Linked DNA regions of Homo sapiens: region 1 is linked to region 2. Evidence: chromatin contacts called from ENCODE Hi-C or POLR2A ChIA-PET data. All regions are on one chromosome and are shown on one strand. Each heading gives the region's core, a stretch centred on a gene start or an enhancer-like site at or near the end of the contact. The rest is flanking DNA. Distances are from core to core; before and after follow the strand shown. Region 1 has its middle 20 kb from the start of MIR4422. Region 2 has its middle 16 kb from the start of TUT4.

What was found. A loop is a pair of places that touch in the nucleus more often than their neighbours do. ChIA-PET counts read pairs that join two places held with the same protein, here RNA polymerase II (POLR2A).
Region 1: a loop to region 2 is called in a map with no recorded cell type, with 6 times the contacts of the local background. The contact joins two enhancer-like sites. A Hi-C loop is called at or near these places in 1 of 37 single-sample maps with no recorded cell type. POLR2A ChIA-PET finds 5 or more read pairs at or near these places in 1 of 52 experiments (activated T-cell).

What each region holds. Positions count from the first base shown.
Region 1 is chr1:55,242,363-55,248,710 of GRCh38, reverse strand. No RefSeq gene overlaps it. Among named protein-coding and RNA genes, the nearest start is that of MIR4422, 20 kb to the right of the region's middle. Within about 2 kb of position 3,795, at least 3 of the 41 ENCODE cell types and tissues checked have a DNase peak (open chromatin) inside an H3K27ac peak, as active enhancers do.
Region 2 is chr1:52,565,952-52,572,540 of GRCh38, reverse strand. No RefSeq gene overlaps it. Among named protein-coding and RNA genes, the nearest start is that of TUT4, 16 kb to the right of the region's middle. RefSeq lists an enhancer at 744-1,244. Within about 2 kb of position 2,925, at least 2 of the 41 ENCODE cell types and tissues checked have a DNase peak (open chromatin) inside an H3K27ac peak, as active enhancers do.

The sequences.
Region 1 (6,348 bases), core at 2,546-5,045, 2.7 Mb before region 2:
CAGGCTAATGAAATAAAATTTTAGTGTTATTGTTGTATAGGTGATCATTGAAGCCATGGGTGGGGATAAGTTCAGTTAGGGAAAGAGGATAGAGGGACAAGAGAAAGAGAAGTGGGGAAAAGCTTTTGGGAATTACCTTTGAAGATCACATGGAGGAGGGTAATCCAGCCAACAATATTAAGAAGGAATAGCCAAAGAAAGAAGAGGAAAGCTAGGAGAATGTGTTTCACAAATGCCAAGGGCAGCAAGTGTTTTGAGAAGGAGCTGGTGTCCATAGTATCAAATGTTGCTGCAAGTTGAGCAAGCTGAGGATTGAAGAGTTGCCAGTTGTTCTAACAACATGGTGGCCATTATTAACCTTAGTGAGAATCATTTTGATTGCATGACGGTATCATTAAAAAGGATGAAGTGAGCTGGAAGATGAGGAATGACAGACATGAGAAAATGACCTCCCAGGAAGAAGACAATTCTTTTGAGAAGTTTTGCTATGCAGAGAAAAAGGGGGATATGAATAGTGGGGGGAGTGGGGTCCAGGGAGAACACTTTAGGATGTACGAGGCTTAAGTGCCTAAATGCTGAAGAGGCACATAAACATAGGTAGAAAGAGCTTCAATATTTTCTATCAAATAGATCTGAAAATTGTTATCAGGTAAAGTTAACCACCCACCTCCCAGGAAATATTGTTTTTGTTTAGATACTTGATAACTTATTCCAAGTAATAGATGGTGTGGGACTTTCAAGAGGACAGCCCCAGGCTCTATCCTCTGAGCACCAACACTTGGTTAGTGTCTATTGCAGGACTTCCAATGTTGTACTGTGATCTATCATCTGTCTTCTTCACTCAGGGCCTATGGGCCTTGTGAAAGATTTTGCTGTTGACCTTCTGGGCAGCAGGAAGCCATTGAGTGATTTTAAGCAGAGGGGCACATGGTTACTCTGTATTTTTCAATCACTACTATGCGTGTTCTATAATTAATTGGAGAAAAGGCAAGTGTGAACATATGCAAACCAGTTACGTTCTTAAGAGGGTAAGGACCATATTTTCCTTATGTCACTTGGGTCAAGTACAGAGCCTAACAGGGCCATGGCATTGCACAAGTTGCGGGGTGCTAGAGTTGAACTATGATGGCTCTGCCTGACACATTGCACTCTAAATATATTTATCAGATGATGAATGAATAAACAACACAAACAAGTTAGAAACAGGCCTCTGAAAAAGAACACTGGGGTTTGGAAGGTACTTTTCACCTTCCATCAAATCTCACCCCTCTGTACATTCATCCACAAAGCTAGCTCTGATGGCAAGATAATCCCTGTCTTGAGCAATATGATTTCTGATCAATATATTTTAGAAGTACTATGTGCACATCAGGCTTTGCCAGGAACATCCAGACCGAGGATGCCATGTCACAAAAGCTCGTCCCTGTGGATGGAAGACTTGGTGAGCTAAGTCAGCTCTTCTTTGGCCAAGACAATTTCTCAAAGAAACCAGACTTCTTAAATCAACCTTTGCCTGAATTCCTTGGAAAATGGAACAACATTCCGGCAGGAACAGGCCAGAAATTGTCCCAGACCTGGGGCAGTTACTTCAAATCTGGGCTGCCTACTGCCTCTGGAGACCAGTCTGAGAGTGTGTGATCTTCTTTTCCTCTTTCATTCCTTGCATAGCCCAAGTCTAGGTGATGTCATGCTCATTATGAGAAAAAAGCAATCACAAAGTTCTCATCCACTTTTACCTTCTCTCCTGAGTGGTTCTATCCATAGGGAATCTGCTAAGTCCAGTTTTCCTTTCACCTGGAATATCAAGGGCACCAATAATAATTGGCAAAATTCACCCCTTTTGGCACCCCACCAGGGAGTGACGACATGATAGCTGTTGTTACCTTCTGTTCAGGGCCCTTCTGTACCCTGCGCTATGTCCCAAGGAGTGAACTGCTACAGGCCATATCTCTTGGGCTCCCTTGTCCTCTGGGTTCCAGCTGGGTTTGGTTACTGAAGGCACTGGTGGAAGATTAAGAGCTAGAGAAGTGTGAGGTCAATATCTTTTCACTGATCCCTCTCTGCTGCTGCACAGGGGTTCTGGTAATGTATTCCCTCTAAGACCCCTCTGAGATGCCAATCCAGGCAGCTCCTCCTTCATGACTCCAGCTCCCACAAGGCCCCTTTAGGCCAATGGGCAGCAGACTTCTCCCTGTGGCTACTCCTGGGTGCCTCCTCAGCCTTAGCTGTTTCTCTAACCTGGCTTCACCTCTGTAAATAGGTAGCCTTTGTTCAATTCTTTTCCAAACTCCATCTGAATGTAGTGCCTGCTTCCTGCAGGGACCCTGACTGACACACCCTCCTTGTCCCCCTTTTCATTAGGAGACCAAGGGATAAACAGTTGAAAAGTTAAATGGCAGTATGAGTGAAACAATGATAAATATGTGAGAATACATTTAAGCAACAAACAGGCACGCTTACATTTTCTTTCTAACTTAGAAAAGTGGATTCCCAAAGTCCGTCTCAAAAACTCAGAAAGCTCAAAAGTTTTCTGTGGGTTATGCGGTGCAGCTCCTGTATTTTTACAAATATGGGTAAATTTCTGACTGAAAGACATTTTCAGGCCGGGGTGGCAGCTCACACCTATGATCTTAGCTACTTGGGAGTCTGAGGTGGCAGAATTGCTTGAGGGCAGGAGTTAGAAACCAGCCTAGTCAACATAGCAGAGATCCCTATCTCTAAAAAAAATTAAAACAAAAATTAGTCAGTCATGGTGATGTGCCTGTAGTTCCAGCTACTCGGGAGGCTGAGGCCCAAGAGGTCAAAGCTACAATAAGCTGTGATTACACCACTGCCCTCCAGCCTCAGCGACAGAGTGAAGCCTCAACTCAAAAAAAAAAAAAAAGACATTTTCAAATGTTGACTGGTGGAGAACTTTTTTCCTGCAATCTTGAGCACCACTGATTGACGTGGAGAGGTATGTTCATTTCAATGAGTAGGTTTCTACAAATAGGCATTAAGTAAAATCCTGAAGTAAGTAAAACTGCTTTTACTGTCCCCTTTCCTGCATTTCATGCTGTTCCTGGTGCTCAGGGTCTCTTCTTCCACAGCAAAGCAAGGTGAAAAGCTAAGACACCAAGCCATTAGTGACCTGTAACAGCCTTCGGATCGTAAAACAATTCCAGAACAGTAAGTAGATCTGGTTTTTACACAGAGACCTCTGATACCTCTATCCTCCCATGCCCCTATCTCTCTCTCTCTCTCTCTCTCTCTCTCACACACACACACACACACACACACACACACACACACAACACTGAAGCATTTGACAGAGCATACAGGTGGGCTTAACCTTGCCCAGTGGGCACAAGTCAAACCAGAGAGATACAATAGAAAAGAAATTATATATACACACACACACACCCCTCCAAGTATATATACACCTCCAGATATATATATACCTGGAGAAACAATAGAGAAACCATCAAGAAAAAGTGGATCTGGCCAGGCTTGGTGGCTCACACCTGTAATCCCAGCCCTTTGTGAGGCCGAGGCAAGTGGATCACCTGAGGTCCGGAGTTCAAGACCAATCTGGCTAACATGGTGAAACCCCATCTCTACTAAAAATACAAAAATTAGCTGGGCACAGTGGCAGGCACCTGTAATCCCAGCTGCTCTGGAGGCTGAGGCAGGAGAATCGCTTGAACCCAGGAAGCAGAGGTTGTAGTGAGTCAAGATCGTGCCATTGCACTCCAGCCCAGCCTGGGTGACAGAGCAAGACTCCATCTCAAAAAAAAAAAAGCTGGATCTAAGTGTTGAGCAATATTTGGTCAATGAGATAATTTAGTGGTGGTGGCTCAGAGTAGAAACAACATTTCCTCTTTCTTAAATGTTTTCTTTTTCAAGGCTGCTGGAATTAGGGGTGTCGTTTATTCCTCATACTTGTGTATAACCTGTATTCTGCCTAACCCACATTCTTTCTCTTTCCCCTGATGGTGCTGACAACTACTTTTTTGTCTCTTATTCATAGCTGTAGCCAGACTGCTCCAGACAATCTATTTGGCTCCCCAAACTTCCGTTTTTCATTAAAGGAAATGCTGTGGGGACGGTTTGTAACTCAAGGGTTATCTTTTTCAAAAAATTCCACTTCTGATTAATATGGCACCTTATAGTCACTGACAAGTAGACCCGTTAGGTGTGCTTTTATTATTTTTGAGACAAGAGAGTTGTGATACAGACATAAACTCTATTAAGGCTGATGGGTTGCTTAATACTGTACCAGCAAGGAGTACTAAAGTGACCCTACTCATAGAAACAGCGATCACTCACACCTCCCCCAAATAATGAAAACGGCACCTAGGTAAATGAGCAGACTGAGGTGGATAAAAAGATATATGACCACCCCCAACTTCAACTTAAACAGCTTCTCAGTGTCTGGGCCTGGCATTGAGACTCTCTGCAGACTGCCTCCTACCTGTGCCTCCAACCATCCTTAGCATCTTTTCCATCTGAGCCCTGTATCTTTAAATCAGCAGTCCCACTTCTGTGCCTTATTCTGGGAGACGATATGAGTGAAGACTCAGAAATTCATCACAGCCTTTGTTCCTTCCCTCTGTCATTCACAGAATATTTAGCATGCACCTATGTTCCTGGCATTGGTAAAGGAGGGATTAATTCACTATAGAGCTGCCTGGGACCCAATGGGGTAAGGCTGCCTAATTCGCCAGTAAGCATTGTCTAAACTACACTTCTAAACTATCCCTTGTTAGTAAGAAAGGTGATGTTTTTACTTCTGTCTTTACCCTTTTATTATATTTATTGAAATTGTCCAGAACCCAGGGGAGGAAGAGGAGTGCTTTTTAGTGTATGTGTGTGTGCACATCTGTGGGTGTGTGCGTGTAGGCTGTCCCTTGAAATCCAGCACCAGGCACTTTCTACCACTGGAGATAATACTATGAATAAGATAGCATGGTCCCAGTTCTCCTAGAGTTTACCTTCTAATAGAGGAAGACAAATAAACAAAGATAAATTCAGATATTGGCAAGTGCTGGGAAGAAAATGCACTAGAGAATAACAGAATGCTTTCAACAGGAGGTCAGGGAAGCTTCTCTGAGGAGGTGACCTGGAGGTGAGCCTGAATGATAACAAGACATGCAGTGAGATATGCGAAGAGCTATTTAGGAAGGAAACAGCAAGTAAAGCATCTCCCAGGTGGGAAGGAGCAGAGCATGAAGAGCACTGTGTCTGTGAAGGGAGATTTGTGTGCTTCAGCTCAGTTAATAAGATGAGGAGTGAGATGAGGTCAGAGAGAGCTAGGCAGGGAGCAGGTAACCTAAGGTAAGGAACCTGGATTTTCTTCTACTTGCAATGGGGAGCCTTGAAATGACTTAAAGTAAGAGAACACATAGAATCTGATTCACATTTTTAAACTTTTTAGTTATAGATTCACAGGGAGTTGCCAAAAAAAATGTACCCAATGGTTTCATATACCCTTCCCCCTTCTCCCCAATGTTAGCATCTTATGTAACTGTAGTACAATACAAACACCATGAAATTGACGTTGCTACAATCCACAGAGCTTATTCAGATTTCACCAGTAATACAGGTACTCCCGTGTGTGTGTGTGTGTGTGTGTGTGTGTGTGTGTGTGTAGTTCTTGCCAATTTTTTAACATGTGTAGCTTCCAGTAGCCACCACCACAATCAAAATGCACAACTGTTCCATTACCACAAGGCTCCATGGTATTACCCTTTGTAGCACTCCTACTCCCTCCCCACAAAATCCTAACTCCTGGAAAATACTAATCTGCTTTCCATCTCTGTAATTACAACATTTCAAGAATATTGTACAAATGGACTCATACAGTATGTAATCCTTCGAAATGGGCTTTTTTCACTCAGCAGAATTCCCTTTAGATCTATCCAACTAGTCGCTTATATCAATAGGCCCTTCCTTGCCAGATGCAGCGGCTCACACCTGTAATCCCAACACTTTGGGAGGCTGAGGTGGTCAGATCACCTGAACTCAGGAGTTCAAGGCCAGTCTGGGCAACATGGGGAAACCATGTATCTACAAAAAATTTAAAATCAGCAGGTCCCAATTACTTGGGAGGCTGGGGTGGGAGGATGGCCTGAGCCCAGGAGGTTGAGGCTGCAGTAAGCCATGTTCATGCCACTGCATTCCAGCCTGAATGACAGAATGAGACCTTGTCTCAAAAAAAAAGAAAATAGTCCTTTCCATTTTATTGCTTAGTAGTATTTCGTGGTAAAGATGTACCACAATATAACTATTCATCCACTGAAGGACATCTAGGTTGTCTCCATTTTTTAGCAATTATAAATAAATGCTTATAAATAAATGAACATTCAT
Region 2 (6,589 bases), core at 1,676-4,175:
CTTTTTGAAGCTGAGTTTTCAGAGGTTGCTGTAATAAAAAGCAAGTACCAAGTGAAAATCACTGTGGAACAATAAATGACTGTAGCAGCATACGATGAGATCCCAAAGTTTGAGAAGGGAATTGCTAAACAGGCACATACATCCCTTAGCACATAATTATGAATATTTAAGAATAAAAACTGGCTGGGCACAGTGGCTCATGCCTGTAATCCCAGCAATTCTGTTACCAGTGGAAGGTGCCCAGATTCTTGGCTTCTTGAAAAAATTGGACAAAACACACAAATAAAGCAAGGAAAGAATGAAGCAAGAAAAGCAGAGATTTACTGAAAACGAAAGTACACTCCATAGTGTGGGAGCAGGCCAAGCATATGGGTTCAGGAAACTGGTTACCCAATTTTCTGGGATTTAAATACCCTCTAGAGGCTTCCCATTGGTTACTTGAGGTACACCCTATGTAAATGAAGAAGTGGCCTGTGATTAATCTGATTGGTTGCAGAAGGCAACCAATCAGAGGCTGAAGTGACGTTACAAAGTTAAACCAATCTGATTGGTTGCTTTCTGCAACCAATCAGAGATGGAAGTGAAGTTACAAAGTTAAACCCATGCAAACATCTGATTGGTTGCAGAAGGTGACCAATCAGAGGCTGAAGTGAAGTTACAAACTTATACTCCTATGCAAATGAAAACTTGGCCTGAGACCAGCCTGATTGGTTGCAGAAGAGGACAAATCACAGGTACTTTCAGTTTTTCATCTGCCAGGCAGAAAAGTGGGGGATGCAAAGGGAGTAGCCTCTGGTCCTTTTGTTACTTGGGTGTGGTAAGTTGGAGTTTTCCCTTTGACTTAGTTCTAGGAAGTCAGAATGAATCGGACTTATGTTCCCTGCTTTCAGACCCTGTAGTGTGTAGTGCCTCACTTTGGGAGGTCGAGGTGGGTAGATCACTTGAGGTCAGGAGTTTGAGACCAGCCTGGCCAACATGGCAAACTCCATCTCTACAAAAAGGCGGAGGTTGCAGTGAGCCGAGACTACACCACTGCGCTACAGCCTGGGTGACAGGGCAAGACTCCATCTCAAAAAAAAAAAAAAAAAAATGCTGGGCATGGTGGCTGTAATCCCAGCACTTTGGGAGGCCGAGGCGGGTGGATCACCTGAGGTCAGGAGTTCGACACCGGCCTGGCCAAATGACAAAACCCCATCTCTACTAAAAATGCAAAAATTAGCTGGGTGTGGTGGCACACGCCTGTAATCCCAGCTACTCAGGAGGCTGAGGCAAGAGAATCACTTGAACCCGGAGGCGGAGGTTGCAGTGAGCTGAGATGGTGCCACTGCACCCCAGTCTGGGTGACAGGGCAAGACTCCATCTCAAAAAAAAAAAAAAAAGAAAGAAATGAATAAAAACTTATGTAATTATTATTTCAAATGGTTAGTAAATTATTAGGATGTAAATACTGATTAAGTTGTTTGGACTTAACTACTTAATAAAGAGAATTATTACTTTGGTTTTTTTGTAGGAGGAGTGGGCATGGAGAAGTCACCATGAAAAAATTACTGAGACACTAAAGGTGCCTTTGAGCTGAGAAAGTTTGGGAACCTCTGTCTTACACAGTTGGATCCTAGATTGCTCTGTTTTCTCCGCTTTTTTTGGTTGGTTTGCTTCTTTGCTACATCTCATCAGTACTGTTACCAATGCGCCCTCTCTATACTCACAGAGTACTTACAAATGCAGGCACCTCATATATATTAACTTATTTAATCTTTATGACCAACTGTGCAAAATAGCTATTATTATTATTCCCATTTTACAGATGAGGAAATTGAAGCTAAAAGGTTAAATACTTCAAAGTCATACAGTTAGGAAGCAGCAGCACAGGATTCAAAGACTCAGTTTGACTCCAGAATCTGTGCTTTTAACTATCTTATTCTGGCCTCCCAACCCCCACCCATTAATTGTTAATTTTGATCTGCTATAGACATGGAAACTAAATATCCAAGCTTGTTGGAACTACATGTAAAGCAAGAGCTGAAAGTCACTACTGGGAGAAAAGTGCATGAACTCTACAGTATGTGCGGTCTGCACAAGACTGAGCAGCATAAAATGCTCAAAAATAACTCCTTCCGGCCAGGCGCGGTGGCTCACGCCTGTAATCCCAGCACTTTGGGAGGCCGAGGCGGGCAGATCACCTGAGGTCAGGAGTTCGAGACCAGCCTGGCTAACATGGTGGAACTCTGTTTCTATTAAAAATGCAAAAAATTAGCCAGGCGATTTGGTGTGTGCCTGTAATCCCAGATACTCAGGAGGCTGAAACAGGAGAATTGCTTGAACCCAGGAGGCTGAGGTTGCAGTGAGCTGAGATCATGCCATTGCACTCCAGCCTGGGCGACAAGAGTAAAACTCCGTCTCCAAAACAAAACAAAACAAAACAAAACATAAAAAACCTCCTTCCCTCTGACTTCCCCAGCTGCTGTAGCCAGCAAAGGTGGGGGTGGGAGTGGGTGGATATTTATTGAATTACACAGGATGTCTCAGGCTCTCCATGTTTCTCCGGGGGTCATGTTTCTCCGAGGGTCCATGTTAAACTCGGGTCTTCCAACCAGCAAGTTACTGTTCTATGGAAACAAAAAAGTTTAAAATGCTCCCTTCACTGTAAGAGAGGACAAAAGTGGACAGAAAATGCAATACAGATACATGACAAAAACAGGATTACCTAGAGGTAGGCAGGCCCATATTAATTCACAAGGAGAAATGTCATTTCAGGGGCAATAGGAAATAAGAAGCGGAAGTTTTGCAGACCTACTGGAGAAAGCAAACTTCCTCAGAAACAAGATTAAGACTGTACTTAAAGTGAACCTTGAGCATATACAACCATGGTGACTTAGATGAATATCCTGGACAGAAAAGAATCAGCAGAATTTGGATAGTGGAAGAAGGAAAGTTCAGCTCAGATCAGAGGAACTCGTATTGGTTAAGAGGTTTCCCTAACTTTCTAGGGAGGAGGAACTGAAAGTTTAAAACAGAACCTACTAAGCCACCTTTGGAGATCTTTATACAGATTTCTGCATAAATCAATCAATGGGTAGTAAACTGTATGCTTTCATTTCAGACTTGGGTTCAACCTTTCTCAGTGAAAGATTTTCTTTTTTTTTTTTTTGAGATGTAGTCTCACTCTGTCACCCAGGCTGGAGTGCCATGGCGCGATCTCAGCTCACTGCAACCTCTGCCTCCTGGGTTCAAGCGATTCTCCTGCCTCAGCCTCCCAAGTAGCTGGGATTACAGGTGCCTGCCACCACACCCGTGTAATTTTTCTATTTTTAGTAGAGATGGGGTTTCACCATGTTGTCCAGGCTGGTCTTGAACTCTTGACCTCAGATGATCTGCGCCCCTTGGCCTCCCAAAGTGCTGGGATTACAGGTGTGAGCCACTGCGCCTGGCCTCAGTGAAAGATTTTTCATAAAAAGCTCACAAAAACTTTTTGTGAAGAATCCCCCTATGTGGTGATTTCTAGATAGCAACCTGGATGGCCAGACCCCACCTGATGTGCAGTCAAAATTCTGATTCCCAGAATGGACAAAATGAGAGGAAATCCTTTTTTAGTCTGAGTGTAATATACAAACTTCCTGACAATGCTGAGGATGTTCAGAGTGCTTGCTTATGAAACTGCTTGAGAGCTGGATTCTGGATAGGTGGCATTTATAGCAACATTATGTCCCAGATTTCCGAGGACAGCCCAGATTTCAAATATCCTATCTTATTGTAATTATAAGTAGGCTTAGACTTCTGCTCTTATGTATCCTGATTTGGATAGAATGAGGAAAATATGGGCATAATATAAGTGATCCTTTCGTGGAGTGTATGATGAGGATAAATACCAGAAGGAAGTCATGGTGGGGTCTAGAAGTATTAACAGTGGTCTACTAAGATTATTCCTTGGTAACATGGTGTGAAAAAAAAAAAGCTATATTTGGCGTGAAACAGGCAGAAAGAAACTCCTGCAAATTCAGGGATGGCATGTGTGCCATTTGAAGAGAATAGAAGAGCCCAGGGGTGAGAAGTTTGGGGACAAAAAAAGAGGCTACTCCTAGGAAAGGTCAGCTGTGTCCCCTTGAGAGAGGAGGAAAGGACTAAAAGTCTGAGACAATCCGGCGGGGTCGGGGTGGGGGATTAGAAAAAAGTTACACAAACACTCAGCCAAGAGAGAGGGGAGAGAGAGAAAGGAAGAATATTAAAAGTAAAGCTTAGAAAGAAATTTACAAGATAGACTCAGGAGGGCACACTTAGCAAGAGGAGAGAGACAGTTGGGGGAGGAGAGGATACGAAGAGAGGCTAGGGAGAACAAGAAGAGGAGAGAGAGCGAATGAAGTGGGGGGAGCCGGAGCATGTATGGGCGAGAGAGGTGGTGAGAAGCTTGCAATTTCTCTTGAGATTGTGGATGTCTGGAGGGCCCCAGAGGAATGTTGGGAGAGATCTAAGGCTGGGATCTCTGGAACTAGACCAAAGACTCTACAAACAAGAAAAATTTTGAGCTGCAGCTCTAAATCTGCTAGAACTGGCGATCCCTTCAGGGATCCCTTAGAAGTCCTCCCTCCAAAGCTGTGAGTGATCTTATTCTCTGGGGAACTTTAGAGACACCCAGCAAGACAGTTTGTTGATGTTGTATAACCTTAAGAAAATTTCTCTTTAAAATATTGTTGGCTTGCAAGGTGGAGGTACTTAGCTGACTAAAAGGTATGTTTCTTGGGTTCTTGGGGATGTCAAGGGAAGTAAAGTGTGTGAACCCCTCCCCACAAAATCTGAGACTTTATGCTACCAGGCAATATTTAGTTTTCAAAGGAAAATACATGTGTGGATGCTATAGCCCTTGCCCAGAGATTCTGAGAAACTTATCGTTTTTAAAGCTTAAGGACATTTAGTTGGTTTTCTCTCCCACATAATAGGGTAAGTGGAATTTAGTACAAACCTCTTAAAAAGCAATTTGGCAGTGCATATCAGGAACCTTTTAAATTTTCACACTACTTGATATAGAAATCCCACATCTGAGAATTTTCTCTGAGGAAATAACCTTATAGTGCTTTATGCATTTATGCAAAAAGCATTATTTATAATAGAAGAAAATTAGAAGTAACTTAAATGCCCAACAATAAGGGACTGGTTAAGCAAACTCTGGCACCTTCTCTTAATGCAGTATTTTGCAGATGCTAAAACTGTATTTATAAAACATTCTTAAGATATGGGAAAATGCAGCAAAATATTAAGTAAAAAATTATAGACAAAATATGATCTCAACCATGTTAAAAGGCATTTAAAAAAGACTGGAAGGAAATATGCCAAAAAGTTATTTAAATTGGTGAGCTTAAAATAATGGAGTTACAGATTATTGTTATCATTATTTTTTCTTTATGTTTTCCTATGTTTTCTAGATTTTCTGTAAAAGACCTTTAATACTTTTATAATCAGAAAAAGTTTAATTTTAAAAGTTTAAAAACATCAGGCAACTAAACGTTTACACACATAAAAGTCATTTTGATAAAAATAATTTTTTTAGGCCGGGCACGGTGGCTCATGTCTATAATCCCAGCACTTTGGGAGGCAAGACAGACGGATCACTTGAAGCCAGGAGTTCGAGACTAGCCTGGCCAACATAGTGAAACCCCGTTTCTATTAAAAATACAAAAATTAGCCAGGCCTGGTGGTGCATACCTGTAATCCCAGCTACTCGGGAGGCTGAAGCACGAGAGTCACATGAATCTGGGAGATGGAGGTTGCAGTGAGCCAAGATGGTGCCACTGCACTCCAGCCTGGGTGACAGAGCGAGACTCTGTCTCAAAAATAACAATAACAATAATAAATTTTAAAATTTTATATTCTTGCATTGCTATAAGTTAAAAATAATTTTACAAAAGTTTTAGGAGTAAAAGGCTAACGAAAACAAAACAAAGTGTTAAAAGGAATAAAATGAAATTTAACCTCTGGAAAAACAGGTATTTATGAAAGCTATAGAACAACATGAAAAATGCTTATGATTTAAGGTGAAATGAAAAGAGGCCAAAATAATTATGATTACAGCCATCCAGTTTAGCACCTTTAAGCAATCATACTCAGCCCCACAGCATGCAGTAGGCACCCAGTAAAAGGAATTTCCCTACACATATTGCCATTCCTGCTGTATTAGTCTGTTCTCACACTGCTAATAAAGACATACCTGTGACTGAGTAATTTATAAAGGAAAGAGGTTTTTAAAAAAATTTCATTTTATTTTAGATGGAGTCTTGCTCTGTCGCCAAGCTGGAGTGCAGTGGCGCAATCTTGGCTCACTGCCACCTCCACCTCCCAGGTTCAAGCCATTCCCCTGCCTCAGCCTCCCAAGTTGCCAGGACTACGGGTGCAAGCCACCACGCCTGGCTAATTTTTTATATATATTTTTTAGTAGAGACGGGGTTTCACCATGTTGGCCAGGATTGTCTCGATCTCCTAACCTCATGATCTGCCCGCCTCGGCCTCCCAAAGTGCTGGGATTACAGGCGGTGAGCCACCGCGTCCGGCCAGGAAAGAGGTTTAATTGACTCACAGTTCAGCATGGCTGGGGAGGCCTCAG